Regions from separate parts of the Homo sapiens genome. Here region 2 is linked to region 1. A link is a loop called in an ENCODE intact Hi-C map of the cell type or tissue named here. Cell type or tissue: K562. All regions are shown on one strand. Each heading gives the region's core, and the rest is flanking DNA. Links, peaks and the distances in the headings are about the cores only.

Region 1 (16,821 bases), core at 5,476-13,475:
GATGAGTCTCTGTTATAACAATACAAAGAATACAGTGACTATTCCGTAAAACATTAGCTAGCTTTCCCTCTTCCCACATGTATACACACATACATTTATACATTTGTATAATATGTATACAAAAATATATAAGGCACATATTATGTGATTCCATTTATATGACATATACAGAGTAGGTAAATCCATACAGACAGAAAGCAGATAAGTCATTGCCAGGGGCTGTTGGGAGGGGAGTGACTGCTTATTCGGTATGGAGTTTCTCTTTGGGATGATGAAAAGTTTCTGGTTGTGATGATTATACAACACAGTAAACTGTATACCTTAAAATGCTAAGTATTATGTTATGTCTATTTAATCACACTGTATAAAGAATCCTTGGTCCATTTACAATTAGTTGAAGAAATCAGGTAGGAATGAGCTTTCAGTTGTTTTTTTTTACCAGCTGACTATTCTATCACCCCACTGTCTAAATGATTAACCTGTTTTGACCTACTTATTTGAAATGTCTCTTTTAATAATATTATATGTTCTTATATTCACTTGAATCTTTCTCTAGACATTCTTTTCTAGCCCAGAGTTCCATCTGCCTCTCCCTATTCCAACACCATATTCCAACACCATACCATTTTATGCAAGGTAGGTTTATATCATACTTTGACATTTTGTAGGGCCAGTTTCCCTGATCAATTCTTCACTCCCAGAACTCTTCCTCTTCAGAATTTTCCTGGAAATTCTTCTATGTTTATTATACAAGATAAATATTATAATCTCTTATTCAAGTTCCTTGTTAAGGCTTTTTATTTTTTTTACACAGACTTTATTTTTTAGAGTAGCTTTAGGTTCATAGCAAAACTGAGCAGAAGGTACAGAGATTTCCTATATATCCCCTGCCCTGCACATGTACGGTTTCCTCCATTATCAAGAGCCAGCACCACAGTGACACATTTCTTACAATCAATGAACCTACACTGACACATCATTATCACCAGGTATTTATTGTTTATGTTATGTTAGGGCTCACTTTTGGTGCTGTACATTCTGTGGATTTGGACAAATGTAAAATGACATGTATCCGGCATTGTCTTATCACACGAAACAGTTTAACAGCCCTAAAATTATCTGTGCTCTGCCTATTCATTTCTCCCTGACCTCGAATCCCTGGCAGCTACTGATCTTTTTACTGTCTCCACAGTTTTGCCTTTTCTAGAATATCACATAGTTGGAATCAGACACTGAGGAATCTTTTCAGACTGACTTCTTTCACTTGGTAATATGCATTTAAGTTTCCTCTATTTCCTTTCCTTGATCACTCATTTCTTTTTAATACTGAAATATTCCATGGTCTGGATGTACCACAATTTATTTATCTATTAACCTAATGAAGGACATCTTGGTTGCTTGCAAGCCTTGGCAATTATTAATAAAGCTGTTGTAAATATTTGTGTGTGGGTTTTTGTGTGGACATAAGTTTTCAATTCATTCATTTGAGGACCACGATTGCTGGATTGTATGGTTAGGAGTATGTTTAATTTTGTAAGAAATTGCCAAACTGTCTTCCAAAGTGGCTGTGCCATTTTGTATGAATGAGAGTTCCTGTTACTCCACATTCTTGCCAGCATTGGTGGTGTCAGTGTTTGGGTTCTGGCTATTCTAATAAGATGTGTAATGGGCCATTGAAACCTTGATTTCAAAATTTATCATCTAATTTGAGGTTAGCTCTCCATTATCCAAATCTTCTTTTATGTCTTTTAGTGGAGATTTGTAGTTTTTTCCAGTAAGTCCTGAATATGTTTCTGAAATTTTTTATATATGTATGCTATTATCAATGACACATTTTATTTCACATTTTCAAACTAATTTTGTGTCTGAGAATCACTGATTTTTATATATTTCTTTTGTACTAATTGCCTTATTGAACTCTACTTACAGATGATGTGATATATCCTTCTTCCAAGTTCGTATCTCTTATCTATATGCATTCTTGAGTACTTCTCATTCTACACACTCTTCTTCCATTTGTCAAGAATCCTTCTTTTTAGCTGTGATCCTCAAACCTATTTTGCATTCCAGACTTCTCTCCAGAACTTGAGACTCATGTATTCTTTTATTATTCCTCCAGCAAATATTTGCTGGGCCCTGGCTGTGTACTAGACCCTGTTCTAGATATATCTCTTGGGAGAGAAAAACAACTAACTCCTAACAAATAAAGTTCTACTTAGAATAGCACTGCTCCTTTGTTATTATGATGGTAAGTTTTGAAAGATAAAACATTAGATAACAGAGAACTTACAGTTTTTCAAATAGTTTGTATTTATAAAAATATGCCAAAATGACATTGAACCATTATCTTGCAATGCGTTTTGATGTCCCTATCACTCTTTTGATCTTAGAAACGTATTTTTACATGTTTCAATTTTACATCATGGTAAGGAACTTCAAAATGTAAGGTTGTCTTACCAAAAGAATATATGGTGTTAACTGTCATGAAGATTTAAACCAGTGATCCCAAATAAATGTGTTAAATCCTTTACTTGCATGGTTAACCAAGCAGATTTTAAGTTGAAGATTAAAATTTATTTTTTACATTTTTCCATTGGCTTGCTTTGATGAGTCATCTAAAGTCAGATTAGCTCATCTTCATACCTCTGTCAGAATATTATAGAACTAGTATAATTACTGAGAAAAAAAAGTGTGCAGGAAGCTGATTATAAGCTACTATGGTTATTCTGTAAGAAAAGAAAGTCAGAAAACTAAGATTTAGGATCCAGATCTATAGGGAATAGTTAGGTGATTTGGAAGAAGTTATAGCTCTTTTCTTTAGCTATAAGATGAGATTAAGTATATAGTAAGTACTTGCTCCTCTACTGCAGAGGAAGGTTAAAAGAATAAATAAAATAATACATGAAGACCTTATGATCTCCTTGTTATTGATGAATCCTAGGAAAGGTCACCTAGTTAAGCCTTCTTTTCAGTGCAAAGAATCCCATCTGTTGTCTCCCTAACAAGTAGATAGATAGCAGGGCTCTCCTTGTGTATTACAGAAATCAAAGGTTATAAAGTCTTCTATCTAAAAAAAGGATGGTTATTAATATAAATCACTTTAACATATCCTCTAGAGGCTAGGGCTAAAATGAGGAAAATCATCTTGAGTATCAGTATTTCTTTATAAAAAATATTCTAAGGGCGCATGGAATTATCTCATGTAAGACTGTCTGGAGACAATGCCAAGTGATATGGAAAATGTAAGTAACATAATAGATGTAAACCTGGTTCTATCCACTGTACACTTAGAAGGGTTTCATTTCCACAAAAAGAAAGAGCTTTGATGTATTAATATTTAAAATTTGGGATAATTATGGGTTATGTTTAACAAATGTAACATTTTCTACTCCAGTGTAACTCATTAAATATAAAATGTAGTAAGATTCTGAAAGCAAAATATTTGCTATCAGTGTAAGTAAAATGTGCTGAAGTTTTTGCTTTGTATTCCCAAAGTGAAAAAACAAAACAAAGCCACATTTAAAGTAGTCACAAAAAAAGTGCTTAAAGTAACAAAAACATTAATAATGGCCCAGCTAATCTATTATCTATCAACCACTTCTATCAGTTAAATGAGAGCACGGAACATATACTATTTTCATTATAAAAACAATTGAATAAAAACTGGAAAGCATGACATACATAGGTAAAGCTGTAGAAAAACTTCCTTTTTCTGTTTTCAACATCACTATCATCATTCCTCCTACGATAAATAAGCAGCACATTTAACTGTAATGAATTTTCATTGTCTGTCTCCCACAACTAAATTGGCAAACAAAAGACTCACATACAATTCTCTTATTTTCCTTCCTCTACAAAAAATTTCAAATACAATCAGTTATTACCAAATACATCCTAAAATACTGTTTTCTTAAAATTATGCACATTTTCTTTATAGTATTTACTAAAAACAATTCTGTGTTTTTAGGAAAAAAGTAATGAAGCTTTATTGCTTCTTAAAATGGTTTCAGAGAAACTCTTGAATGTTCCTTTACTATCTTTTTCTTTTCAAATGAAGTACATCCTGTCTGAAGCAGAATTACTAACAAACTAAAAGCAAGCACTTCAGGGTAACTGGATTAAAAAATATATTACATTTTAAAAAGTAGCTCTGAACATACCAGAGGAAAGTCTTTGGTGTAATAATAGAAAAAAAACCCTTTGAGGGCTGTGGTAAGCCACAGTCGTTTTTAAATACCTGTTAAACAGAAAGAGTGGCTCATACTAGTGGTCAGCGTGTGAGAAATTCAAAATGCTCAGGGTTTCAAGAATCAAATCTCAGAATTGGCGATCACAGGTATTTTTCTCTACATGGTAACTCAATTTATAGAATATTACAGTTTGTGCTAAAAGGAATGTACTTTCTGATAACTTTAACAAAATTATGAATCTATGCTTTATACTTTGGCAGAAGCAATAGGGAACTTACATTGAACAAGGTTTGCGTCTCTTGGTGTTATTTCCCTAAAAGTGAGACGACACAGGGACCATTATTATCAAGGAGGGGACAGAGTAGAACCCTGACACCATATGTCGCCCACACCCGAAAACATGGATAACAGTGATGCTTTACCTTTCTCTTCTCCTTCATTCCCCACATCCAGATATTCACCGCTCTGCAAATGATGCCTATTCAGTATCTCTTGAGTGTATCCACTTTTCTTTCTCCCTGTCTCTCTAACATAAATTAGGCCACCATTGCATCTCACCTGAAATTTTGTAATAGCCTCCTGACCGCAGCCACTCTGGCCTCATCCAGTTCATTCTCCTTGTGGCAAAGTGATTTTTCTAAACTGCAAATCTCCCTCATGTAAAACTCTTCAATAATTTGCAGCTGCTGTCATGAAGTCCATTCTTCCTTATGTGGCTTATAAGGCCCTCCAAGATCTCAACCTCCCTCAACAAATACCACACACCAGACTCACTCGTTTACCCTCTTATTTACTGAAACTTCAATTCCTTGAATAAGTGATGTTCTTACCTCTGAGTTTTTGCACATTTCCCTCTTGCCTCCCCAGCGTCATCTCAGCATCTCCTCACTGGAGCATCACTCCACATAGGTCCTGAATGCATTAGATGTGTTCCGTCTTGGGGCTAATTGTATCTTCTCTAACTCAAATGCGCCCCCCCAACCCCAGTTATGAAGTATAGCTATACTTCATTACTTTGACTCCAACATGTTACTCTCAACAGCTGTATGGAAAAACCTAAATGAGGAAGAACATACACTTTAATCCTATCCTGAAAACAGATTAAAAATTTTGAACTTTTTTTTATTATACTTTAAGTTTTAGGGTACATGTGCACAACGTGCAGGTTTGTTACATATGTATACATGTGCCATGCTGGTGTGCTGCACCCATTAACTCGTCATTTACTTTAAGTATATCTCCTAATGCTATCCCTCCCCCCTCCCCCCACCCCACAACAGGCCCCGGTGTGTGATGTTTCCCTTCTTGTGTCCATGTGTTCTCTTTGTTCAATTCCCACCTATGAGTGAGAACATGCGGAGTTTGGTATTTGGTTTTTTGTCCTTGCAATAGTTTGCTCAGAATGATGGTTTCCAGCTTCATCCATGTCCCAACAAAGGGCATGAACTCATCCTTTTTTACGGCTGCATAGTATTCCATGGTGTATATGTGCCACATTTTCTTAATCCAGTCTATCATTGATGGACATTTGGGTTGGTTCCAAGTCTTTACTATTGTGAATAGTGCCACAATAAACATACGTGTGCATGTGTCTTTATAGTAGCATGTTTTATAATCCTTTGGATATATACCCAGTAATGGGATTGCTGGGTCAAATGGTACTTCTAGTTCTAGATCCCTGAGGAATCGCCACACTGACTTCCACAATGGTTGAACTAGTTTACAGTCCCACCAACAGTGTAAAAGTGTTCCTATTTCTCCACATCCTCTCCAGCACCTGTTGTTTCCTGACTTTTTAATGATCACCATTCTAACTGGTGTGAGATGGTATCTCATTGTGGTTGTGATTTGCAAAAAATTTGAACTTCTAAGAAACTGTAGTGGAGAACTAATAAACAGACTACTAGAAACGAGACAATAGAGAGACTCTTTTTTCAGTAGCATTGAGAAAACTAAGGGGCTGAGCCAGAACGCAGACAGGTTTTTCAGGTAGTGCTAATAGTTGCAAAACAATTCCAAATAATGAATTGCTTATACTACACTATAATAACTTGCTCATGTTCACTGAGCTGGGGATGTTCCCAGACCAGTGGAAGGAGCAGAGGTGTTCTTAACCAACTGGGAAGTCTGCACAGTAATAGCCCCCAATGCTTAGCTTCTACTCTGTCATGTTCCCCTGAGTTATCTCCAGACCTGTATTTCTAGTCATGGGTTGCATGTTGCATAGTACTTCTTGGGTGGGGGGGTCCCACAAGCACCTCAAAAACAACCTGTGTAGAACAGAATTTGTCATCTTTGCCACAAGACCTTTTCCTATTTTCCCTCTCCTAGTTATGGCACCACCATCCACAAACAACCAAGCAAGAAACCGAGATATTCATTATACCTTCCATCTTACCATCCGCATCCAACCTTTTACCCTCTCCTCTTGACGTGACTTTTAAAATTTCTCAAATCCATTTACTTCTCTTCATCCTCACTGCCTCTACTTTTACGTGAAAGCTACACTTGTCTCTGAGCAATAACAGGTCCTAACTGTAACAGGTCCTAACAATAACAGGTCCTAACTGGTTTCCCTTCAATCTTACCTCACCCTCATTCATTCGCCATACTGCAGCCAGGGTGATATTTCCAAAGTTCAATTACGTTACTACTCCTGTTTAAGACCTACAGTGATTGCCTATTACCCTCAGGATAAAGCAGTTGGTGAATATTTGCAGAGTGAATGAACAACATTTATCTTTTCAAATCATCAGAATAACTTTAAGGTTGGACATTATTCCATTTTTCAGGTAAGGGCACTAAGGCTAAAAGAGCTTTAAGAACTTACCCCACAGTTAAATGGCCAGGTTTGTCTGACTTCTGAAGCTGTACCCTTTCTATGTCACACTGCCTGTCTTTTCTATTCAAAGATGGCCTTTTCATGCAGACGGTGAAGAAAGACTGCTGATTGCATAGTGGATTTCTGTCAGTCATGCAGAAGTAAATAATCTCTGATTCCAATAATGTTGTAGCAATTGCTTTACAAAATTATCTTGCACTGCAGCAAAACTGTAATTAACCAGAATCTTCAATTAAACAGAGTTTGTTTTAAGAGCATTCGGAGGAAAGACATTGCAAAGTTTAAGGCAAAATAGCCATATTACCACCAAACACAAGCTGATGGGATTTTTTTTTTTTTGAGACAAGGTCTCACTCTGTTGCCCAGGCTGGAGCACAATGGTACAAACACAGCTCACTGCAGCCTTGACTTCCCAGGCTCAAGCAAACCTCCTGTCTCAGTCTCCTGAGTAGCTGGAACTACAGGCATGTACCACCACACCTGGCTACTTTTTAAATTTTTTGTAGAGATGGGGTCTCACCATGTTGCCCAGGCTGGTCTCAAACTCCTGGCCTCAAGCCATCTTCCTGACTCAGCCTCGCAAAAATGCTGGGATTACAGGCATGACCCACCATACCCAGCCCACAAAGGATTTTTAAGAGATGTTTCCAAGGTATAACTTTGAATTTTTACACATTGAGCTCCATGGTTTATATTGTCTTCTATGGCATGTATAATAATATTAAATAGAGCTTGTATCAGAATAGTGCCTGGCACATAGTAGGTGCTCAGTAAATATGTGAATAAATGAATAAATTAAGGAATGAGAAAAGCAAAAGCCTCAGCAATTTAAGATCCAGGATAATTTTCTTATTTATGGTTGTCATATTCTTCCTATGAAGGGAAGATAGTAAATGAATATATTTTAGCTAGGTTTTTCACTATGTAGGTCAAAACAACAAAAGAAGAGTGTTCTTATCCTTGCTAAACTAGACAATTCATTCAATCAAAACAACTTATTTCCCAAATATACTGGTAAAATATGCATATTAGCCTAGTTTTTAAAGTTTCTATTGAAGTTTAACATATACTTGTATTTATATTTAACTATAGATTTGGCCACATTGAGAAAGAAGATCGACAAAGTTGGTTGAAATGGAAGTTTTGAGCTTATTTGTAAATTATAAATATTAGAATTATCCCAGTCTACATTAAGATTTCAGATTCCCGGCCCAGCGCGGTGGCTCACGTCTGTAATCCCAGTACTTTGGGAGGCCGAGGCGGGCAGATCACGAGGTCAGGAGATCGAGACCATCCTGGCCAACCAACATGGTGAAACCCCGTCTCTACTAAAAATACAAAAATTTAGCTGGGTGTAGTGGCACACACCTGTAGTCCCAGCTACTCGGGAGGCTGAGGCAAGAGAATCGCTTGAACCCAGGAGGCAGAGGTTGCAGTGAGCTGAGATTGTACCACTGCACTCCAGCCCAGGTAACAGAGCGAGACTCTGTCTCAACAACAACAACAAAAAGATTTCAGATTCCCTCTGGGTCATCTTTTTCTTAACCCTCTTCACAGTAATATACTGTGGAGTTACCTAACGTATCATAATTTTAATCAAGTTTAATTTATTATCATATTTGTTATATCAAAACAAAAGTAGAATACTCATTTTTGGAGTGAAATGTACATTTTTACTCAGGGAAAAGGTACCACTGGAATTGTATAGATCGCATCCTATACTTCTAGGTCTTTATTTTCATAATAAAAATTACATTTCTAATATTGTTTTCAATATTTTAATAAATAAAGCTCTAATATGAAGAATTTAAAGATGCACAACTGAAGGAAATTAAATCTTACCTCTCCTTCAAAAAAATCAAATCATTATTTGTATTACTGTTTATAATGTCTGATCTGCTTTTGGGCCATGCTGTAAACAGGGCCAGAAAATGGGGGGGGGCGGGGATGGAAATCAAGCTTGAGTTTCCATTGCAATGAAATTATGATTTGGTTATGATACACTGACAATTTGTGTCATCTGTTTTTTTTTCCTCTTTCACCCAGGCTGGAGTGCAATGGCATGGTCTTAGCTCACTGCAACCACCGCCTCCCAGGTTCAAGCGATTCTCCTGCCTCAGCCTCCAGAGTAGCTGGGACTACAGGCGCGTGCCACCACACCTGGCTAATTTTTGTATTTTTAGTAGAGATGAGGTTTCACTATGCTGGCCAGGCTTGTCTCGAACTCCTGACCTCGTGATCCGCATGCCTCAGCCTCACAAAGTGCTGGGATTACAGGTGTGAGCCACTGTGCCCAGTCCAGTTTGTATCATGTTTAGTTACATCCTCACTGTTTATGAATGTAGGTCTAATATCCCACTGCTTCTAAAGGAATCCGTATGGGAAATTTATATTTATTAGCAATCTCAAGGGTTTCTGATGGAAATGAATCGCATCCTGAGACATGGATGAGATTATTTTAGTACTAGAAGTTTTGATACATTTAATACAAAGTTGTTTTCTACCATGGCATAATATTGAAAAATTTGAAAAATCCTGGGGTGGGTTAACAATTATGTTAATATTAAAGATTATAGATTTTTCAGAACCCCTTTTTGACAAGACTTGGGCTTCTGGAGACTGCGATTACAACTGTTTGCATATCTATCTGGCTGGGGAAGCACAAAGTCACACTATTTTTTGTTTGGGGAACCTTCTCTGATTCTTGAATCACATAAAGAATAGCCACAGTAAGCCTGGTGTAGAAACACATCTTCACAACAGGTTTTAGAAGAGGAGGAAGTGCTGCATGCATTGTGCATCTATGCAAATTCACATGACTCTGTGTGGGGGCACTTTATGCAGGAGAATCCATCTAGCGTTGCTTTCCTCCCTGAGTCTCTGAGGGTTGGGCTTCCTTCCTGCTGTAAAGTGGGGTGGGAATCTCTCTGAAACCACTCTATTTCCCTGCCTTGTTTTTTAACTCCCTGTGAGCTATGCACTAGATCAAGCTCATTCTCTTTGTTGACACGCTCAGCTTTGCCTTCTCATGCATCTGACTTCAATGTTTTTCATAGTCTTCAAATGAACTTTGTATGAAACAGAGCAGCTGTCTGTAACAGATAACAGCAAAGCACCCAGGTCATAGACCAGTGTGGTCAGCCGCCCCTTCCTAAGCTGCAGTCTGCTTCTTTGAGGATTACCTGAATTCTCAACTGCCAGAGTTCAAGAAAATCTGATCATGGTTTGATTCCAGGAGAGAGAGAAAAAAATCAGTTTAAAATTCAGAGTATTAATGTAATCATTTATGAAAAAAAGAAACCTTTAAAAGTCTGTTTCAGAGAGTTTAAAGAGGGAAAGAAGCAGGAAGGAAATCCCCTCAACAGTTTTATTTAGAAAAAATAAAATTATGTCTATGCCACCTCCATGCTGACAAAAATAATGCAGAAGAAGGACTTGGTGAACACATTTTTAATTAGATCACTGATGTTCACAGGATCAGGTACAAGAGCACTGGACATAGTCTACTTGATTTATACTCATTACTGCATACTTAAAAGAATTTCACACACTGTGCTGCTCCTTCTCAGGCAGCTTAGTGGTTATTGTGGATCATGAACCACACCTTTTTCATCAGATAAAACTAAAATGTGATGATGAGGGGAGAAAAAGCCCTATGTTCATTAGCCAGTGCTTATAAAAATATACAAGACATCAGATATCTGAGATGAAAATCTATTTATTAGACTTTTCATTAAGTTTGTGGCAACACTTTAAACAGTAATATTGCTTATCAAGTCACCTTTTATTGGGCTAAAACCTCCTGCAGCATCTAAGCTGAAAGAAGTCTTCACTGATTCATGCTTACATTTGAGTTTTTAAAACAGCACCTCTTCAGGTAAATTACTTTGACAGTTATTTTGCATACACCAATAAAACTTCACTTGTGCAGTGGACAATCTACATTAACATATTTGATGGTCCTCCAAATTCCCAAAGTCCTTTTTCTTTTCTTTAAAAAAACTTTTTTTATTTCCATAGTTTTTGGGGAACGGGTGGTGTTTGGTTGCATGGAAAAGTTCTTTAGTGGTGATTTCTGAGATTTTAGTACACCTATCACTTGAGCAGTGTACACTGTACCCAATGTGTATTCTTTTATCCCTCATCCCCTCCCACCCTTCCCCCTCAGTCCCCAAAGTCCATTATATCATTCTTACATCTTTGTATCCTCATAGCTTAGCTCCCACTTATAATTGAGAACATATGATGTTTGGTGTTTGGTTTTCCAATCGTGAGTTACTTCACTTAGAATGATGATCTCCAATTCCATCCAGGTTGCTGCAAATGCCATTATTTCATTCCTTTTTATGGCTGAGTAGCATTCCATGGTGTGTGTGTGTGTGTGTGTGTGTGTGTGTGTGTGTGTTTGTGTGTGTGTGTCACATTTTCTTTATCCACTCATTTGATGGGCTTTTAGACTGATTTCATGTATTTGCAATTGTGAATTTTGCTGCTATAAACCAAAGTCCTTTTTCTAACCCAACTGAAGCCCTTAAATTCCTAGTATATAGAAATTTGGAAGCTACCACTGTCATCAGATCTTTTGATTCTAGCCTTAAAAAGCTCTAGAATACCCTCTTTTTTATCCTCACCACTAATGACACATGACAAGCCTTTGAAGTCACTTCTAGGAAAGCTTCTAACTCATCTGATTGCCTCCTGTCTACTCTTTACATTGATGATGGAATCGTCCTTTTAAAAGTGGCACTGATAGTTTCACTCTTCTTCTTAAGAACCTTCAGAAGAGTGAAAACAAAATAGGTTACAAGAGTGACATGATATTTAATCACTTTAGCCTCTGAGGCACCTGGGTGGGAGAAAGCAGCTAGAACCCCAGTTAATTGCCTCCGACCTGAAGCAGCTTCTGTCGGTAACCCAGCATATTATACAAATATTACTATTTTTATTTAGGTCACTACATAAAAGCTCCAAAAGCACTGCTGTAAAGCAACGGTTCTTAGCTGAGACCTGAGAACTCCCAGGAGAGCAATGTATGGGCGTTAAGATATTTGAGATACTCCATAGGTTTCTGGGGAGTGGATCCATAGGAATTATCTATTCTTGAGGGGACTATACCTGTTAAAAAGTTAAAAACAGATCCACAGTACACGTTGGTTTTAAGCGGTTCTATACTATCTGCATAACCTCAGCAATAACCATTTTTTTCCCCATGCATCTTGCATTCCAGTCACTGCAGGCTACTTGGCATTCTTTTCAACTTACAGAGGTTCTTCAGCCCTTATCCTTCTGCAGCGTTATCTCCGTAGCGTCCTATTTCTTACCTTAAGCTTCAGCAGTGATGAATCGTTGCCAGTTCTCTGAAATCATTTTCAAGGGTCAATGCCCTGTCATATGCTATCATCAGCTTGGAATGCTCTTACAATCTGCCTGGTGAACTCCTCCATATCGGTCAGCACCCACCTTAAACTCCGCTTCTCTATAAAACCTCCTCTTACTCCTCCCAGAAGAATTCATTGCTCTTGTTTTCATGTTGCCACTTCATTCAACATTAATTTCATTAATTTCTACTCATTCTAATGAGCTTAATATGTTTCTCCCCACTAGACTTTATGCTGCTTGAAAGTAAGATCTCTAATTTATTCATCTTTATATGCCTAGCATATTGTTTTTAGTTGACACTTAATATACATTTGTTAGATGGTTGCTCGTCTATCCCCACTTCCATATGTGAAACTTGGACTTTCTTTGAAGATCTGGGTAAAATGCCACTTCTGAAAAACCTCTTGACTCCCCCAGGTCAGGGGCTACTCTCTCCTCTATAACACAGTAGTTCACACACAAGTCTACTGCATCAGTTATACCCAGTTTCTTACCTTGCTCAGGCGTAGAACTGAGGGACTTCAGTTTGCAGGCTCAGCCCTGCTCAGTGCCTTGGCTTAATCCTGACAAAGGAAGCAATTGCAGCAGTGATTTCAGACCCACCAGTGAGTGTCTTACCATACCCCCCTCAACACCACCACCACCACCAATAACAACTCCTTCATTTTTTCAGAGCTCTCCTATCTTTACCTGCCAGCCTTCTCTCTCTAGAAACTGAAACTGTATAGCCCTTATCTGGGAGGCCTATTCCATATGAGAGGATTTTGCAGGAATCATTACATTCTATCTTTCTGCTCTTAGTATTTCTACCCCACCTTAGAAATCAGTGCTCAACCAGATATTGCCTAATATTGCAGACTGAACTGCTTACCACTATGTTAAGGAAGAATGACCTTACAGCCAGGGTAGTTTTTCTGACCAAGGTCAGCTATGTCTGTTTTCTGCTCTGTTCTTCCCCCAAAGTGCCTGGAGCTAATTGTACAGTCACAGTGTTTAACAATCCATAATGCTTAACACAATGATTTATCATAGTAGATACTTAACATGAGCGAATGGACAAATGAAAATCCAGTTATGTATATATAGAACTGGATGTTTAAAATTATATATTCATATATATACACATATGTGTATATATATGAAGTATATATGTATTTTTATATAAGCGTATATATGTATTTATATATATAAGCATATATATGAACTATATATATGAAATACACACACACACACACACACACACACACACACACATATATATATATATATGAAGTAATGAGAACTGTGGTGAAAACCTTGTTTACAGGAGACAGCTATTCCTTGGCCCTAGTCATTTCTCGACACATGAGAACATGGGCCCAGGAATACCAGATTTTCTACCTTTTCAAGAAAAACTGAACACTCAGATTTTTCTGTGAATTTTTTGATATTTTGGCTGGAAGAAGCATGGTTCATGTCCAGTGCACCTGTACAGGATAAAGCAGATTAACATGCGGTTAAGTCAGATATTAACAAGGGTATAACATATAGGCCAGTTCTCCCTCTGTGATTTTTAGTGCTAGCTGAGTGTCAGTATTTCTGGAAAGAAGGGACAGCAGCAAAAATTCCATGCACAGGAGTTATCATGATAGAAACCGGCTTGATTCTTTTGATACTCTGCCACTGTTCTCTTCAGCCGATGATATGCCAATGTAAGAAGATCCAGGAAGTGAGCCACTGGTGGCATTAGTAATCTGAGACAGATAATTTGAGTTATGTTGATTGAAGAATAACTGTGATCTAGTAAGGAGATTAGTATGATTCCTTTATTATCTCCTGCCAATGGCTTATTAGAAGAAGAGCCTGGCACAATATGGGCTCAATAAATACTTGTTGAATGCATGAATGAATGAATGAACAAATATATTGTTCTGTATTTTTGGAAATTTTTGGAAAAGAATTCAGTATTTTTTTCTGTGCAAATTTTCCCTAATCAAAAGAGCCTTACCAGGTATAGTGAAGACAGTATGCTAAGTGAAATAAATCAAACACAGAAGGACAAATATTGTATGATTTCACTTACATAAAGTACCTAGAATAACCACATTTATAGAAACAAAAAATAGAATGGCAATTACCAGGGGGTGGGAGTGTCGGTAACGGGGAGTTGTTTAATGGGTAGAGTTTCAGTTTGGGAAGACGAGAACTGTCTAGTGATGGATAGTGGTGATGCATGAACACAAATGTGACATACTTAATCCTACTGAATTTTACACTTAAAAGTGGTTAAAATGATGGTCTTGGGAAAGGCTCCTGTGTTGTTGAACCTGCTCAGTTGTGGGTGCAGCCTTGTACCAGGCAGCCCAACCCTGACCTAAAGTAAATTCCCAGGAAAAGTCTTTCCTAGGTTGTGAATTTGCAGTAATAGGTGTGTGCATCCTAGCAGCAGTTTGATGATCATGTATGAAACTGCAAACAGGACAAAAACAAACAAACAAACAATAAATAAAATGGTTAAAATGGTAAATTGTATGTAATGTATATTTTGCCATAATAAAGAAGTGAATTATTCATAATTGTGATCTGCATTTCTGGTTTATATGGGGTTTTTGGTCAGGCTCCTTTTGCCTTTACCCTACTTCCACCCAAATTAATTTGTATATCCCCTGTATATTTGTACACACATAAAAATGGCGTGTGTGTGTGTGTGTATGTATGTGTGTGTGTGTGTGTGTGTAGGCACTTAGATAATCCAGAGACTGAAATAGGTAGGAAAAGTATACATTAATCTCTTTGCAATTTCACAACTTGGTCTTTAGAGAGTCTTATTTCTCCAAATATGCTTCGTTCTAGTTCATTATTTTTTTTTTATTTTTATTTTTTGCTTTTTTTTGTTTGTTTTTTGAGACAGAGTCTTGCTCTGTTGCCCAGGCTGGAGTGCAGTGGCTCTATCTCTGCTCACTGCAGCCTCTGCCTACTGGGTTCAAGCGATTCTCATGCTTCAGCCTCCCAAGTAGCTGCGATTACAGGCATGTACCATCACATCTGGCTACTTTTTGTGTTTTTAGTAGAGACAGGGTTTCACCATGTTGCCCAGGCTGGTCTCGAACTCCTGGCCTCAGGTGATTTGCCTGTTTGGGCCTCCCTAAGTGCTGGGATTACAGGCGTGAGCCACTGCGGCTGGCCTAATTTTAGACAGCTTTAAATACTGATGTCATGTGGCAATTCCCATTGCATGGATATTGTCTATTGGGATTTGTTTATCGGAAGTACTGCTTCTGACTTTCAGAAGAATATGAGAAAAAAGCATGATGTCCACCTCTCTTTCTCCAACCTCATTTCTAATCACTCCATTAAGTCTCATATAACTTCATGCCTGGACAATTATATTAGTGTTCTACTTTTAACAGTTAGCTCATTCAATGTATACTGCACTATTCAACCATATTGATTTTCTGAAACATAACCTTTTCCTAATAGATGACTTTATTTCCGATTTCACAAAGGTTATATCAAGCATGGGTGCTCTTAACTTCCTGCCCTTCCCCTACTTCTAGATACTTCTATAAACATCTCTGCATGCTGTGACCTTGCCTGCTTTCCCTGTTCCAGAAGGAGAGTTTCACACTCCTACTTCCTAGCTAAGGCTAATCCAGCCACCTGTGCTCCGGCTTTCATTCCCTCCCACCTTCTCCAAGACCTACAGCTATCAGCTGCCTCTTTTCTTTCCTGTGTCTTTAGCTTCTTCCTCTCTTTCAGCTCCTTCCCTCTAGCCTATAAACAAGCTCCAGTCTTTTGCAGTTTGCAAAACAAACAGTGCTTTTCTCACCATCCTGAATTTCTCCTTCTATTCATTCTTAAACCTCTTGAAAGACTGAGGTCTGTTCACTTTCTCCACTTTCTTCCCACTCCTACAGGCTCCTGCCACCCCTCAACTGAAAGTGCTCTATGAATGTTACCCATGGCTGCTTAGGTGCCACATCCAGTAGGCAGTTTTCATTATTTATTTATCCAATCTGTCTGCAGTTTTGACAAGTTGGTTTTTAAAATCTTTCTTTCCCTGGATTCCAGGGAACCACTTCTCTTAATTCTATAATTGTTCCTTGTCCCTTTTCCTCTGTCTACCCTCAACTATTGTGCATCCTATTTTGCCCTTTGGAGTCCCTTCTCAGCCTGCACAGAGTTGACAATTCCAGGCCAATGGCATCACCATAGGCTAATGACTCCAAAATGTCTCCCTCAGCCTCAGCATTCTCCCGTTTTCTAAACTCAGTTGCAAACTGAACATGGCCACCTGGATGTGCAGTATAATTCCCTTTCCCCTGAGCTACCCCCCAACCCCTGTTTCCCATAGCTTGGTACCTGGCTATCAAGTGCCCATGTAGAAACATGGAAAAGATTCTATTGTCTTCGTTTTCTAAATACCTAATC
Region 2 (16,821 bases), core at 4,670-12,669, 110 kb before region 1:
ATGTGTGTGTGTGTTACTGCAATACCTTACAGATTCCCTAAAGTGCTTCCAAGACTCTCTCTTTTAACTACACTTCTCTCTCTGTTAGGAATGCCTTCTGCCCTCTTGCCTATCTAGCTAACTTCGTATAATTCATTTTTTTAACCACTTTACTGCATTATCATCACATAACAATAACTCTTCCAAGCATATGATTCAATGCTTTTTAGTAAATTACCACGCTGTGCAACCACTGCCATACTTAGTTTTAGAACATTTTTCATCACCCAACTAAGACCCCTTATGTCCATTCACAGTCAATCCCTGTAATGCCCAGCCCCAAACAACCATTAATTACTTTCTGTCTCTACAGATTTGCCTTTTGGGGACACTTCATGTAAACAGAATCAAATAATACATGATCTTCTATGTCTGGCTTCTTTCATTTAACATACATGTATTTAATACCTACCCCATGACTTTAACTCTTCCCAAGACATTAGTAGAGACTTCAAGGCAACATCCATACCCTCAAGAGTCTAGGAGTAAGATAAACCTAATCATACTCTTCCACATAATCAATTCTATGATTAATCTATGGTCCTGAAAGCACAGAAAGACTGGCACAGGGCTCTTAGTGACAGGAGGCAACTGCTCTAGCAATAACAAGTTTAACAGAACCAATCAAAGTAGGAAGCCAATCGAGCAGTAGTAATAGAAGAATCCAGGCCTATAGACAAGTCTTTGGGGGTACAAACCATAATAACTGTGGTAGTGGAGATGGTGGAAAAGGACCCATTAGCATAAAGACCCCAATTCCTTTCCTAGGACTATCAGTAAGGCAGAAATGGCTCTCTACATCTCCCCAAATCTCAATTCTCTTAATAGAAAATGCTCTTACAAGTTCACTTTCTAAATCTTCTCTTATGCCCTACTCCATACAGTACAAGCCACCATCATCTTTCCTCTAAATGACTGTAATTTAGAGAATTTCCTCAATTCCAATCTTGCCTGGCAGTAATTCAATCTCCACATATTGGCCAAAGCTTATGTTTTAAAAAATTTATCAGATCAAGTATTTATACTGCTTAAAACCCTTCAATGTCAATTTATGTCACTTAGGATAACATCTAAACTCCTAATGTTGAATGAGAGCCTAGTGATACAGCCCTATCCACCTATCCAACCTCAGGTCACTCTTTCCCTTGCCTGCTATGGTCCAACAAGCCCTTCCTTGGTTCCTTTAACAAGCCAAGCTCATTCTCACTTCAGGGCCTTTGCACTGTTTCCTCTGTATGGAATATGCTAGTTCCTTCTTGATTCATATCGAATCTCAAATGTCACCTTCTTAGAGATACCTTCCCGACCTCAGTAGTGACTTAGTCACTCTCTAAATACCAGTCTACTTGAATTTCTTATGCTTACCATTATCTAATATTTATCATTTTATTGATGTTGTCTCTTCTGCCCACTAAAATAGAATCTCTTTGAGAGCAAGGACCCTATTGGTCAAGTTTATCACTGTATCCAAAGGCACTTAGAAAAATAAGTAGGTTAACAGTATTTGTTGAATGAATGGATCACTATTCTCTTTAAAGATGTCTAACTTGGAAGCCTCTAATACACTTTTTATTTTACAAGGAAAATTTTCATCAGGAATATGGAGTTTGTGGTAGAGAATTTTATTTTATGGCAAGTCTGTAAGATAGTGTGTATCAACTGGCTGTGTGTGTGAATGTCTGTGTGTATGAAGGAGTGTTAGATAGTTATACAACAATTTTTACCATCATAGTGATAAACAAAAATTTTCTGTTGGCTAATAAACTACAAAGGTAATGAACAATACTCAGTGGTTGATTCTGAACTCTGCATGTTGTTTCTTTAGAAAATAACAAAAACAACAGAATAGTTCAAAGGGGGTTGATAAATTGATAGCTGAAAAGTCTGTCTATTTCTAGGTTAGAAATTTCATACTGCTACTCTTTAATCTACTCTGTTCAATAACTTGATGGCTGTTTTTGAACTCATGGAAAGCTCTTTCATGGAGATGACAGAATGCCTTTTCACAGTGGTTCTTATCTCCCTTTTAAAAAATTGAGCAAGAGAGCATGGCAAGATAACCTCTCAACATCCTACATTTAACAAGTGTATACTGGGAATTAAAAACCTACTCTTCCAATCCTGCCATGCCAAAAAAAAGACAACACAGTTCTTTCACTTTCTAAGTTTTTAATTTGTCTAGGTTGGTAATTCTCAAAGTATGGTACCTGTAGCAATAGCTTCAGTATCACCTGAGACTTTGTTACAAATACAAATTCTCAGACCCCATCCCAGATCTACTATATCAGAAAGTCTGAATATGAAGCCCAGCAACCTGTCTTACAAGCCCTCTAGGTGATTCTAATAAATACTAAGTCTGAGAACCACAGATTTAGGTTATTTTTTCTTCCATAAGCGCTAGTCCAAAAAGTAAAGAGAAAAAGGCCAGCTATTATAAGGAAGAAGACTTTGTCAAAGTACTTGCATTATGCAGGATATCTATACATTTATTTTAAAATTTAAGTGTGTCATGCATATGATTTTTAATGCTTTTTATGTTAAAAAACTGTACAAAAATGAATCAACAATTACCTCTTCTGATATGAATAATTTCAGTGGTATAAGAAGTATATCTTCATAGAAATGTGATCACTATATAAGACAGAACCTTAAAAGGCACCTCCTGTTTTTCACACAAATAGCCATTTCATATCCAGATTAGATAATAAAACTAAGCTGGGGGGAAAATGGTGTGTGGCTGTTTAGAGAAATCCCATACACAATTGTGAGAAAGTTTTTTGAAAAATAATATATGTGGATATGACTGTAGGTGCTTACATAAAGACTGCTAATTCTCACCGTAAATTCCCACTCAAATACCTTCACCCAATTTAGACACGAGAACAATTACACTTTACCTGTCTATCAGTGTGGAGGATCAGAAGGACAGGGTCACCCAGGTTTAGTTTTAACCAGTCTATAAAACAGATTTATATGGGATGTGTTCTATTTTTATGCTTAATAAAGAAGCAAAAAAATTAATTAAAAATAGCTTAATTTAGAGCAAAATATGGAGAAAGGGCTAGTTAACTTTCTTTACAAGACACAAAATTATATGAAATATGGTAAAAATGTATGTCCTATTAGCTTAAGGTTTACATATCTTTATTTATCAAATGATAATTTCTCTCCTTTTTTTCTTTCTTCTAGCAATTATCAATTCTTTTTTTTTTTTTTTTTTTTTGAGATGGAGTTTTCACTCTTGTCACCCAGGCTGGAGTGCAATGGCGCGATCTCAGCTCACTGCAACCTCCGCCTTGTGGATTAGGGTGATTCTCCTGCCTCAGCCTCCCCAGTAGCTGGGATTACAGGTCCCTGCCACCACGCCCAGCTAATTCTTGTATTTTTAGTAGAGACGGGGTTTCACCATGTTGGCCAGGCTGTTCTTGAATTTCTGACTTCAGGTGATCCACCTGCCTCGGCCTCCCAAAGTGCTGGGATTACAGGCGTGAGCTACCACGCCCAGCCATCCGTCATCAGTTCTTAAAAGGCAGCATTGTCACAAGCTTGTCCAGTCTGCCTTATTTTGTTGTTGTTTTTCTGTTTTGTTTTGTTTTAGGCTTTTAGCAGCCTGAAGCCATGGTTTTTAGTTTCTGTCTCTAGTGATAAGCAGAAAAGAGGGATGAGGAAGGGGCTTTACTGGCCGAACCAGCAACAGAAACTAAGAACCCATGACTGTACTCTCTCCCTTGGACACCCCCAGAAGGGAAGAATACTGGACTAGGGATCAAGAGTTTTAGCTCCATCTACCTACCTGAATGACCTTGGGAACATATTTTGGCATCATTTTCTCCATCCCTATAGCATTCTTTGTAGTGCTAACATTTTATAGTTCTATGAACAGCATTTGACTTACTCCAACACAGAAATGTTCAGAAGGGTTTCAAAATGGGAAAAAAAGACTTGAATGGGCAAGGTTTTTTAAAAAGTATGCATTTTGGACAAAAAAGATAGCAAAATTCCATGCTAATTTAAACATAACAACTAAGAGCAAGTGGTGAATACTGTCAGGTCAGGTCAATCATTTATACTTTTTCTCTAGTTCTTCATAAACACAGGCAACATTTTGACATAAAAAGCCAGTATTAGTCAATTAAATTGAACTATTCTCTCCAAGTCATACAGAAAATATAGTCCTCTAAAGCTACAGACATAGCATTGGTGCCTGATGCTAATGTATCTTCTTGAAAATATCTATTTTTAAATTATGTGTTTCAGGAAGACACACTGGGAAATACTTATTTCACAGCTTCTAAGATGCATGTTGTTTTCCTATTATGATATATCTGAAAATAGGAATGTGTCTTAACAATTGATGATGTCTTAAAACCACTGTTAGCCAAGCAGCAGTCATAGTTGTCATGGATTATCCATGTGTGAACATCAGAATACAAACACCAAGCTTGGAAAATGATAGTAGCTAAGATATAAATGATAAAGATATAAATGATAGTAGCTAAGAAGTAAATCTTGGAAACAATTGTGGGGCACTCTAACCCCTCAGAACCAAGACTGTTGGACACAAAAATAACTAACTTTACACATCAATAACTGCAAACCTGGTTTAAAAGCCCATATCACTGGCTTTTAGCTTTTATACTGATTCTATTAAGAAATGCAGCATCACAATGCTCTTGACAGCACACAAAACAATACTATATGAAAAATCATGGGCCTCGACAATGCTGAGTATGTCATTTGGATTAGTTTATATTTTCCTTTTTATGTAAGTACAAGTTGGATTTAAGGTTAAAATCATTTTCTAGCTAAATCTAAACATTCGATTCCAATAAGGGGGAAAACCTAGCATAAAAAAATTAGTGTTAAAAAATTCAGTCTATGTATATACTAAGCAGCCTAGTATCAAATAGTAGTATGTTTTATGATTCATAAAATACAATTAAATGTATTTTCAATTTGTGGAAAAATAAAACATTTTTATTTAATTCCACTGAAAAACCTCCTTTGTTGCATTACCTGTAAACCACAGCAGCCTACAGCATTCATTATGGAGGCATTGTGAATAACTCTATAAGGAATTCCCAGCTTTGTTGCTCTTAGAACAAGATCACTGTGTGTTGTGGCCCTGTAGTGAGAAAAGATTAGATTGGATTAAAGCAAACAACACTTTTAAGACAGTAAAGCTATATTTCCTGAGTTCATGTCAATTAAAGAGGCAGGAGCACTGCCTTTCTTCAAATTCTTCCACACACCTGCATAAGGCTTTCATCTGAGCTTTTTAGCAAGAAAATGCAAGACTAAACATGCCCTTCAAAATGCTGAGTTGCTACTGTAACACTCCTAAAGCAGCCTTGGCAGCTACTTAAGAAAGGGACCTTTACTTGCCCACTGTCCTGTAAATACGTGAAAAAGACATCTATGAAATATAAGCTCAGCAACTTAACTCTTGAGCAGCAATTCTTAAGCTCTTTGGTCTCAGAGCCCTTTTAAATTCTTAAAATTACTGCTCTAAAATTCTAAATTAGGGCATAACTAGAATCACTGCTCTATTTTGAAGACTTTGTCTTTGTATTTAAAATATAAGGCAGAATATACACGTATACCATGAAGATATTGCAAGTTTGGGTCAAGATAACCACAATAATGTGAATATCAAAATATAGCCAGCCACATTAATTTTTTTGGTTTCTTAGTGCATATAAAAGTTATGTTTATACTATACTGTAGTCTGTTAAGTGTGTAACAGCATTATGTCGAGAAAATGTGCATACCTTAGTTTAAAAACACTTTATTGCTACAAAATGCCAACAATCATCTGAGCCTTCAGTGAGTTTAATCTTTTTGCTAGTGGATGGTCTTGGCTCCATGTTGATGGCTGCTAACTGATCAGGGTGGTGGTTGCTAAAGATGGGGGTGGCTGTGGCAATTTCTTAAAATAAAACAATGAAATTTGCTGCATTGATTGACTTTTCCTTTCATGAAAGATTTCTCTGTAGCATGCAACATTGTGTGATACCATTTTACCCACAGTGGAACCTCTTTCAAAACTGGAGCCAATCTTCTCAAACCCTGCTAGTAATCTATCAACTAAGTTTATATGATATTCTAAATCCTTTGTTGTCATCTCAACAATGTTCACAGCATCTTCATCAAGAATAGATTTCATCTCATGAAACCACTTTCTTTGCCTGTCCATAAGAAGCAACTCTTCATCTGTTCAAGTTTTATCCTAAGATTGAAGTAATTCCTTCATATCTTCAGGCTCCACTTCTAATTCTAGTTCTCTTGGTATTTCTACCATATCTACAGTTACTTCCTGCAGTGAAGTCTTGAAGCCCTCAAAGTCATTCAGGAGGGTTGGAATCGACCCCTCCCAAACTCCCATTAATGTGGGTATTTTCACCTCTTCTCATGAATCATGAATATTTTAAATGACATCTAGAATGGTGAATCCTTTCCAGAAGGTTTTCAATTTACTTTGCCCAGACTCATCAGAGAAATCACTATCTAGGGCAGCTACAGCCTCACAAAATATATTTCTTAGATAGAAAGACTTGAAAGTCAAAATTACTCCTTGATCCATGGGCTGTAGAATAGGTGTTGGGTTAGCAGGCATAAAAACAATAGTAATCTTCTTGTACACTGCCTGAGCTCTTGGGTGACCAAGTGCATTGTCAATGGCAATAATGTTTTGAAAGAAATCTATGTTTTTGAGCAGCAGGTCTCAAGGGTGGGTTTAAAATATTCAGTGAACCATGCTGTAAACAGATGTGCTGTCATTCAGCTTTTCTTGTTCCACTTACAGCGCACAGGGAGAATAGATTTAGCATAATTCTTACAGGACCTAGGATTTTCATAAGGCTATATATATGAGCACTGGCTTCAATCTAGAGTCACCAGCTGCATTAGCCCTACCAAGAGTTAGCCAGTCCTTTTAAGTCCGGCATTCACTTCTCCTCTCTAGCAATTAAAGTCCTACAAGGCATCCTCTTCCAATAGAAGGCTGTTTCATCCACACTGAAAATCTACTGTGTAGTGATTCATCAGTTACCTTAGCTAGACCTTCTGGATAACTTGTTTCCACAGCTCATACATTTATGTTATAGAGACAACTTTTTTCCTTAAACCTCATGAACCAACCTCGGCTAGCTTGGAACAATTTTTCTGCAGCTTCCTCACCCCTGTCAGCCTTCATAGACTTGAAGAGAGTTCGAGCCTTGCCCTGGATTAGACTTTAGCTTAAGGGAATATTGTGGCAGGTTTGATCTTCTATACAGAACACTAAAACGTTCTCCCTATCAGCAATAAGTCTGTTTTACTACCTTATCATTAGAGCATTCGTAAGAGTAGCACTTTTAATTTCCATTAAGAACTTTTCCAGCCAGGTGCAGTGGCTCACATCTGTAATCCCAGCACTTTGGGAGGCTGAGGCAGACAGATCACGAGGTCAGGAGATCGGGACCATCCTGACCAACACGGTGAAACCCCGTCTCTACTAAAAATACAAAAAGTTAGCTGGGCGTGGTGGCAGGCGCCTGTAGTCCCAGCTACTCGGGAGGGTGAGGCAGGAGAATGGCGTGAACCCGGGAGGCGGAGCTTGCAGTGAGCTGAGATTGTGCCACTGCACTCCAGCCTGGGCAACAGAATGAGACTCCTTCTCAAAAAAAAGAACTTTTCCTTTGCATACATAACTTGGCTGTTTGATGAAAAAGGCCTAGTTTCCAGCTTATCTTGGCTTTCCTTTTCTTTCTTTCTTTTTTTTTTTTTTTGACACGGAATCTCACTATATCACCCAGGCTGGAGTGCAGTAGCATGATCTTGGCTCACTGCAACCTCCACCTCCTGGGTTCAAGCAATTGTCCCTCCCTCAGCCTCTCGGGTAGCTGGGATTACAGGCACCCGCCACCACGCCCAGCTAATTTTTGTATTTTTTGGTAGAGACGGGGTTTCATCATGTTGGCCAGGCTGGTCTTGAACTCCTGACTGGAGGTGATCTGCCCACCTCAGCCTCCCAAAGTGCTGGGATTACAGGTGTGAGCCACCACACCCAGCCTCTTGGCTTTCTATATGCCTTCCTCATTTCTAGCTTTTGATTCAAAGTGAGAGACATGTGACTCTTTCACTTAAACACTTTGAGGCCATTGTAGGGTTATTAATTGACCTAACTTCAATATTGTTGGGTCTCTGGTAAAAGGGAGGCCCAAGAAGAGAGAGAGAGTTGGGGGAATGGCTGGTTGGTGGGGAGCAGTCAGAACACACACAACATTTATCAATTAAGTTCGCCATTTTATATGCGCTTGGTTTGTGGCAACCCAAAGTACAACAGTAACATCAAAGATCACTGATCACAAATCATCATTAACAGATGTAATAATGAAAAAGCTTGAAATATCACAATAATTACCAAAATGTAACACAGAGACAGGAAGTGAGAACATGCTGTCAGAAAAAAATGGCACCAATAGGATTGCTCAATGCAAAGTTGCCACAAACCTTCAATTTTTAAAAAATGCAATGTATGTGAAATGAAATAAAGCAAAACACAATAAAACGAGGTATGCCTGTACATAAATTTTCACAGCTTGTCACTCAGTCTTTATATGAGAGTCCTATCTCCTATAATATTGGATTTTATATCTGTCCAGCAGTCATTTTAACTGTTTTTATTTGGTTACTGTGTGTAATTAGGATGTGTGTATGCGTATGTACGTATGTGTGCATATTTGACCTGTTGCCTTTCCATTTTTAAGATAAAATCTCAAGATTGTAAGTAGGTAGATTGGAGTAAAGAGAGACTATAGATAAATATAAACATGGACACAGTGAAATGTAACCGCTTATCAATTTAGAACTTCATTTTAAAGGCCTTTTTCCCTCCTGATAAAAATTCCAGGCCCTACTGGGTAAAGCAACATTAGCATGTCTGAGAAACCACATGCAAACAAGTAGAACCTGTGGACTGGTCAATGCATACCAAGTAGGAAGATAAAGGGCTTTCACCCCATGGAGCAGTCAGATATATATTAACAAATTAACAAATGCCCACCAGGGAAGCCTGTTTTTAATCACATACATAAAATAAAACTGGTATGAAAAATAATCATTAATTTGATTTCAAATAAGCTTTTAAAAAATAACATGAATGTCAATTATAAAGAATTGTTTTTAATATCACCTTCAACAGAATCTCACTACTTAACATTAAGAGTAAAGAAAACTAAATTAGTTACTTGGTGAGTTATTTAAGCAAATGAAAAACTGGCTCAAAATTACATCTCTATCACAAGTTTATTTAAAATGAGTAGACACATACATATACACACAAACAAATTTACTATTTCTAGGTATATGGCTCTATCTAAAATCATATATGTGTATATGTATGTATGCTCAGAAATAGTAATAAATCTGTCTGTAATAACATGCTTGTTACTTGAAATTGTTCTAAAGGCAATTTCAAGAAAGGAGATCCAAAAATGTTTTGATTAATGGAATCAATAAAATAAAGTACACAAAGGTGACCAATTTGAATATACAAAATTTGATTTTTTTTTTTTTTTTTTGAGACAGAGTCTTGCTCCATTGCCCAGGCTGGAGTGCAGTGGCACGATCTTGGCTCATGCAACCTCCGCCTCCCGGGTTCAATCAATTCTCCTGCCTCAGCCTCCTGAGTAGCTGGGATTACAGGTGCCTGCCACCACGTCTGGCTACTTTTTTGTATTTTTAGTAGAGATGGGGTTTCGCCACATTGCCCAGGCTGGTTTCAAACTCCTGGGCTCGGGCAATCCACCCGCCTCAGCCTCCCAAAGTTGCTGGGATTACAAGCATGAGCCACTGCGCCGGCTGGTATGTTTGTTTTAAATTTTATAGTGTCTCCGTTTTTGACATAAGTGTGGCTGGTGGGCCAGAAATTTAGTAATGTTTGCAATGATATAGCGCAAATGACGTTTTCATGAACTATGGAAGCACTAACACTTGGCACTATCCTTTTGAAAAATAATTGACAATATGCTTTATTCTACAAAATGTCCATGTCCACACCTTTTGATATTTTATTCCTAAAAACCTATTTTGGAGGATCTACCATAAGGAAACAACCTAAAACATGGGGATAAAGAAGTGGGAGGCAGGAAGGTATCATATACATAAATTTACATGTGACAGCTTTATTTATATTGAAGAAAAATAGACTAATAATAATGCTGCCATTGATTTTATAGTTATTAGGTATCAAGCACTGTTCACATTCATTACATGGAATGGAAGCAGTCAGCCTACATCAGGACATATTATCTGTATATGGATGCCACTAAGGAAAAGGCATACAACATAGGGATAAAAATTTTGTATTCATTATAATAATATAGTTACAGAGCATATTGAAATACAGAATGGAATAATAAAACAGAACCATCATTAGAAACAGTGTGTTTAATAAAGACTTCTTATGCAGAGATTTAGGGATAGAATGTTTGAGACTGTCAACTCTCACAGTGATTAAGTTCTATTGATTTAGTATATATTTTTAGACTCATTTACTTTCTTTGTGTGATCTATTTCCATATTCCTTTCAATAACCTGGGTAAAAGAACAAAGATGAGACTACATGAACTTACTTAACTATGACTTTAAATTGTCTTCAAGAACTTCATATTGCTGGAGATGGACAGTGCTGATAGTTGCACAACAATGTGAATGTACTTAGTATGCCACTGAACTGTACACTAAAATGGTTAAAATGACACATTTTGTCATGTGTCATTTTACCATTTTAAAAGTACTGAAAAAAAGAATTTAAGATTCAGCATCTTAAACAATCTTCTTTTTATATATTTTATTTAAATAAGAAGGGGTCTTAAAATTAAATAAGGGATATTTTTTGCTCATATCTAAGAATTTCAGTGCCTTGCTGCATTCTATATTCCTTACCTGATTTCTCCTCCATTTAATCCACTCATATTCCAATTAAAATTACACATTCCCCATCATGCCATTTCCAACTATCATATCCTAACTATAATCTGCCGGTAAATAAAAAATAACTGCAGTACAGTAAATATTCCTTAAATCTGAATTCAAATACAAGGCTATATACGATGAATCACTAAGAAAGGGCAAATTAAAGAAGTCTAAAATGGAAAAAAAAAAGGCACTCCGGAATAAAACAGGAATGAAAGAGGTAGCATCTGAGCTGTATACTAATTTTATAGTACAATTAGGTATAATTAGGAACTGAGAAGAACTCTTTTAAGGAAAAAGCTTGAGCAAAGAAATAGGGGAAGAATATTACAAAACACTTATGAAATGGAAAGTTGTACCATTTGGTTTTAGCATAGCGGTTAAAGAGTAGCTAGAGAAAAAAGAAAGACTTCAAGATTTAAGGCCATGAGAAGTCACTGAAGGTTTTTGAGCATGGGAGCAATTAATTACATCAAGGTACTTTCTCTGTGCCTCAGTTTTTTCATTTATATGAGCATTCTTCCTTCTACCTTTCTCCTGGCCCACCCTATAATCTCCATCTGTTGAACCCTATCCAGACCCAGCGCAAGTTCCAGCTCCTCCATAAAACCACCACTAATCAACTCCAAACATCATGTCTTTAAATTCATACACATATTTCTGTCCTCATCTTACAGTCAAACTTTCAGTATTATATTGAAGGTATTCAGTCTTTCCTTTTTGAATAGTCTCTTTTCCTGGCTTCTGTGACAACATACTCTCTTGCTTTTTCTCCCTCCTCCTCTGGCTCCAGGTACACGATGAAATTCCAAGGTTTCCTAGGGCCATCCTAGGTCCTCTTTTCCCACTCTTCTCTCCTAAGCTGATTCTATCCATTCCTCCAGCTTTAAACACCATAAACATACTGATGACTTCAAAAGCCATTTATCTAGGATGACCTCCCATCCCAAGCTCTAGCAGCAGCTAACTGCCTACTTGACATCTCAAAGTAAACATATTTCCAGAACCAATTCTTGTTTCTCCAAATCCTGTTCTCTACCAGTTTTCAAGTGACACTACCAACCACTCATTTGTAAAGCTAGAATCCTGGGAATCAGATTTACTCCTTTCCTTTTCCTTATCCACCACATTCATCTTGGCATTCTTCTTCTAAATATGTTCCCATCTTTTTCTCTTTTCCACCAAAAACGTTCTTGCCTCCCTAAAATCCATTTACCTAAGCACTTAAAGTGACCTTTTAATGCTAATCAGATTTTGACTTTTTCCTGCTTTGAATCCTGCAAAAGTTTACCACTGTATTTAAATTAAATTCCTAGTCCCCTCCAAGGTCTTACATGGTCCTTATGTTCCTTAAATCTGTGATATAAATCTTAGGTAACCAGCTGTAGACAAAGAACTCTTCTGTTTGGCTTGACATTAGAGATTGATGATGCTTGACTAGGCAGTAGATGCCCATCTTCGTGGTAATGACAAAGAACAGGGTTCCCAATGGATATAAGAAACTGAAATCAGAGACTTGATAAATGATAAATTCAAGGCAAGCAAAGTGACGGCAGTATTGCCAAATAGTAGATGATTACAAAAGGAAAAAAAACCTAGGACAAAAGAAGTCGAAGATGCCTGAAATTATCAGCAGAAAATGGCAGGCATGACTTTTGATAATGTAATGAACTATTTAATAATGATATAGCAGTTAAGGCATTTGTTGCCCTACATGACCTTCTAAAACAGCAGAAGCAATGATACAAACTTTAGAGTTGACACTTGATAATGTAGTGATACATATGATGATATATTTACCAACTAGCTTTTCTTCACTAATCTCAAAGATCATGAAAGTTTAAACTATGACATTTTAGATAGCGCTTAAGTAACCAGAGTTCCTTATCAGGACCTGGCAGGTAAAAGTGTTAAATGCAATAGAATAATTCTTACTGATTAAAAAAAAGTAAATGAGTTAAAAACTCAAAATATCTGCCTTGACTTACCCAAATGGATCACCAACCACAAGGAATGCAACATCACTGATATCAGCATCCTTTAAAATATTATCTGCTTCTTGTTCCACTTCTTCTCTATCAGCAACAACCAATTTTCTTCCATAAAACTCTTCCTACAGATATAAGTCCAATATCAAGATAAAGAGACAGCAGGTGACCATTCTAACACACACACACACACACACACACACACACACACACACACACTCTTTGTTTGGGACTGGTGCATATGTTGGCAACCACCCAAATGCAGATCATTCAATACAACTCATCAGTAAGCCAGTACTTTATGTCATGTTGCAATTAAACTCTGTATTTGGGGCTGTCTTAATATCCCAAAGGAGGCGGAACTCTTAACATCTGAGGCTTTTTGCATTTTAAATTTATTTCTAAATTTGGTTCTAAAGGCCAAATAGAACACTGTAGGATGAATGCGGAATATGTACACATGAGCCCTACTTCAGAAACATGATGTAATACAGAATAAATATATTAAACAATAAGTTTAAACAAACATGGTGGTTTAGCTTTTATTAAATTTTCAATGGTTAAACATATGGCAACTCAGCTAGAAAAAAAAGGCAGCACCAATGAGAAACAATAGAAAATTAGCTGTTTACAGAACCAGTGAACATTCCTACATAAATGCAGAAGATACTAATTTAAAACTATATTCCTTAGTTTCTGCTAAAAAGGCAGAGTTGCAGGAGCAGTAACTGAATTCTAAATATGTAGGAAGTTTGCAAACAAACTGCTTTGTGATTTAATTCCCTGCAGCTCAACTCTAGAGAACAAATCCAGTAGAGAGTGAGCTAGTAAGCTAGTAGTCATCTGATAGTGGTTACGGGCTATTATGCAAGATCATGAATCCTTTTCTTTTTTTTCATCTCGTCAGCCAGTACAGAATGAAGGATCATGAATCTTAAAACTGATTTCCTGAGAAGTAATAAGTAATTCAAATGGAGTAAAACTGGATGCATAGATAAATAATACGGTTTCTTACATACTGAGAACTTTGAGTGAGTTATTAAAATTTATAAGGATTGCTGTAGTGCAACGGTATCTGGTACTCAATAATATCTGTCAAACAAATGAGTACATGAACAAATTATTAAGCAGGGCAGGATCCAGCATTGACCATTTTGCTTGAATCCTACCTTCTCTGTAGGTGTTCTGTGAAGTTAAACTTTGTGTAGCTATTATCTATCCTTAAGAATACAGAGACACAGTACAGTGTAGAGGTCAAGAGTGGTAGACCTCGGCCGGGCGCAGTGGCTCTCACCTGTAATCACAGCACTTTGGAGGCCGAGGCAGGTGGATCACCTGAGGTCAGGAGTTCGAGACCAGCCTGGCCAACATGGTGAAATCTCATCCTACTAAAAATACAAAAATTAGCCGGGCGCAATGGCACACGCCTGTAATCCCAGCTACTCAGAAGGCTGTGACAGAAGAATTGCTTGAACCCGAGAGGCAGAGGTTGCAGGGGGCCGAGATCGCACCACTGCATTCCAGCCTAGGCAACATAGCAAGACTCCGTCTCAAAATAAAAAAACATAATAAATAATAATAATAATAAAAAGAGTGGCAGACTTCAACTCAGGACTGCTTTGGTTCATCTCCTGGCTCTATCATTCACTATCTGCATGAACTTAGGCAAGTTTGTTAACTTCTCTATCCCTGCAAAATGAACAGTAATTAGAATAATAATCCTAATCTACATGTAAAGCATTTAAAACAGTGCACAGTAACTGTTCTGTAACTGTTCTATAAATGTCAGTACTTATTACTGTGAAGAAACAGATATTCCAGCACCTTAACAAAGTACACATAATTTACTGTAGGTAAGGCTGGGTCCAGCTTCAGGTCTTGACTCTGTAAGTAGTAACTCCAGAAGTTTTGTCTTTGGAAAAAAATACTTTACAAAATAACAGCAGCCAAAATTAACATTTAGCTAGCACTGAAAATTTACAAAGCACTTTCATATACATCATCTCAATAAAACACTACATAACCCTCCAACTGGTAATTGCCACTTGACAAATGAAGAAACTGAGGTTCAGAGAAGTTTGGAAATGTGAACATTGACAATTTCTATTTCTGAACAGTTTTGTGCCATATACCATAGTTAAGAACCTATGCTAAGAATTATGCTGAACACCTAAAGTAGATGTTTTTTACCCCATTTAAAAAAGACACTAAAGTTAAAGGACTTGTCCAAGGTCACATTAACATGTAACAAAGATAAAACTATAACCAAACTTTCCTCTATGCCATCCCCTGATATCTCATTCTATCAAACTGCTGTTTTGTTATTTGTCTGTCTTTTCTTGAAGGTGTTAAGTTCCTTTTACTTTTCCTTAATCACTGATTAGAGACGCACATTTCCATCATTTCGAGCTTAGATATTTTGGTTCTATCCTAAGAGTGAAAAAATGAGAAAAAAAAATGTTTTTTAAATCAAAGCTGGCCTTAGGCTGGGTGTGGTTGCTTGTGCCTATACAATCCCAGCACTTTAGGAGGCCGAGGTGGGCAGATCACTAGAGTCCAGGAACTTGTGACCAGCCTGGGCAATGTGGCAAAACCCTGTCTCTACAAAAAATACAAAAAATTAGCTGGGCATGATGGCACCCACCTGTAGTCTCAGCTACTCGAGAGGTTGAGGTGGGAGGATACTTGAGCCCAGGAGGCTGAGGCTGCAGTGAGCCATGATCATACCATTGCACCCCAGCCTGGGCAACAGAGCAAGACTTATTTTCTCTCTCTCTCCACATATATGTATATATCAAAGTTGGTCTTTACACACAACTTTTATTTAAATGCATGGCCAATTCAAGTAGCAGTTCTTAATTCCTTCTATAAGATTTTAAAGTAATCTGAGGCCTAAAAATTTTAAGTCTATTTTTTGTTTGGAAGACATGACAATAAATCTGCTCCCTCCTCCCATAACATATGTATTAATCCTTTGATTTACATTCTACTTAGAGTTTGACAATGAACCTGAAGTTGACCCTTCCCCCAAATTTACTGGGCCCTTATGAGGGCCAACTATAAATGTATAATATACTAACAAATACTTTGGTTACTTAGTGTATACTCATGTAAGTGTATACTCATACATTTTTATATATTAAGTCCAGGCTCACTCAATATATACAAGTGTATCAGTATAAGCCTTATTGGGAGATAGTCTATTTAAGATAAGATCTCTCTGGATAGGATACAAAAAGGCAATCGCCATTCCCTATGGACACACTTCAAAGGGGGAAGCTTTCAGCTTGGTTTTTGAATATATATAACCAACTCATTAAGGCTGTGTCAGCTCCTCATTAGCACTCAACTCAGAAAGGGTTTCTTGACTACCTCATGAAATAAGGGGTTTTGATAACTATCCCCCAGGAGTATAAAATAGCTTTCCTATTTACTGGAGAAAGCCACAAAATTAGACTTGTAAAATAGGACAAAGCACCCTTTCATTTTCCAAGTCACTTGGTTGGTGTAAAATTTCCATTCTTCTGCTCCTCAGATCATTAATGAACAAGGGATGCGTTTCAAAGGGTTTAAACAAGCAGACCTGAAAATTCTGTTCAGCTTAGTGTATGAAAATCAGATGTTAGATAGCTTTCTTCCCAGGAGGCTGGGGAACGCTCAGCACCTACCAAGGCTTCCTTCCCTACAGTTAGGACTGAGGTGTAGGCTTCCAGATACACTCGACTGCAGCGTCTAACAACTTCCAGGCCCTTGACTGTGATGTCCTTGGCATCTCCCAGGCCCAACCCGATGAGATAAAGCATTTCAAACTTGAGGAGAAGAGAGACTGCAAGAC

Evidence for each region. A loop is a pair of places that touch in the nucleus more often than their neighbours do. Peaks named below come from ENCODE experiments on the same cell type or tissue, not always from the same donor. Only the 100,000 strongest peaks of a DNase experiment are listed, where the experiment ranks them.
Region 2: it touches region 1 in a loop (6-fold over the local background); 14 of 110 quality-filtered maps call a loop at or near these places.

The regions. Positions count from the first base shown.
Region 1 is chr1:101,118,469-101,135,289 of GRCh38, forward strand. It overlaps LOC124900440. Among named protein-coding and RNA genes, the nearest start is that of DPH5-DT, 100 kb to the left of the region's middle. RefSeq lists a silencer at 4,263-4,312 and enhancers at 9,108-9,207, 9,626-9,675. In K562, for the core only: no CTCF peak of the experiment used is centred there; a DNase peak (open chromatin) is centred at 10,143.
Region 2 is chr1:101,008,655-101,025,475 of GRCh38, forward strand. DPH5 (diphthamide biosynthesis 5) reads right to left here. Exons shown (of 8, transcript NM_015958.3): 2 at 16,655-16,812; 3 at 12,987-13,111; 4 at 5,056-5,164. The coding sequence starts at 16,789. Among named protein-coding and RNA genes, the nearest start is that of DPH5, 8.7 kb to the right of the region's middle. RefSeq lists an enhancer at 16,660-16,821. In K562, for the core only: no CTCF peak of the experiment used is centred there; no DNase peak of the experiment used is centred there.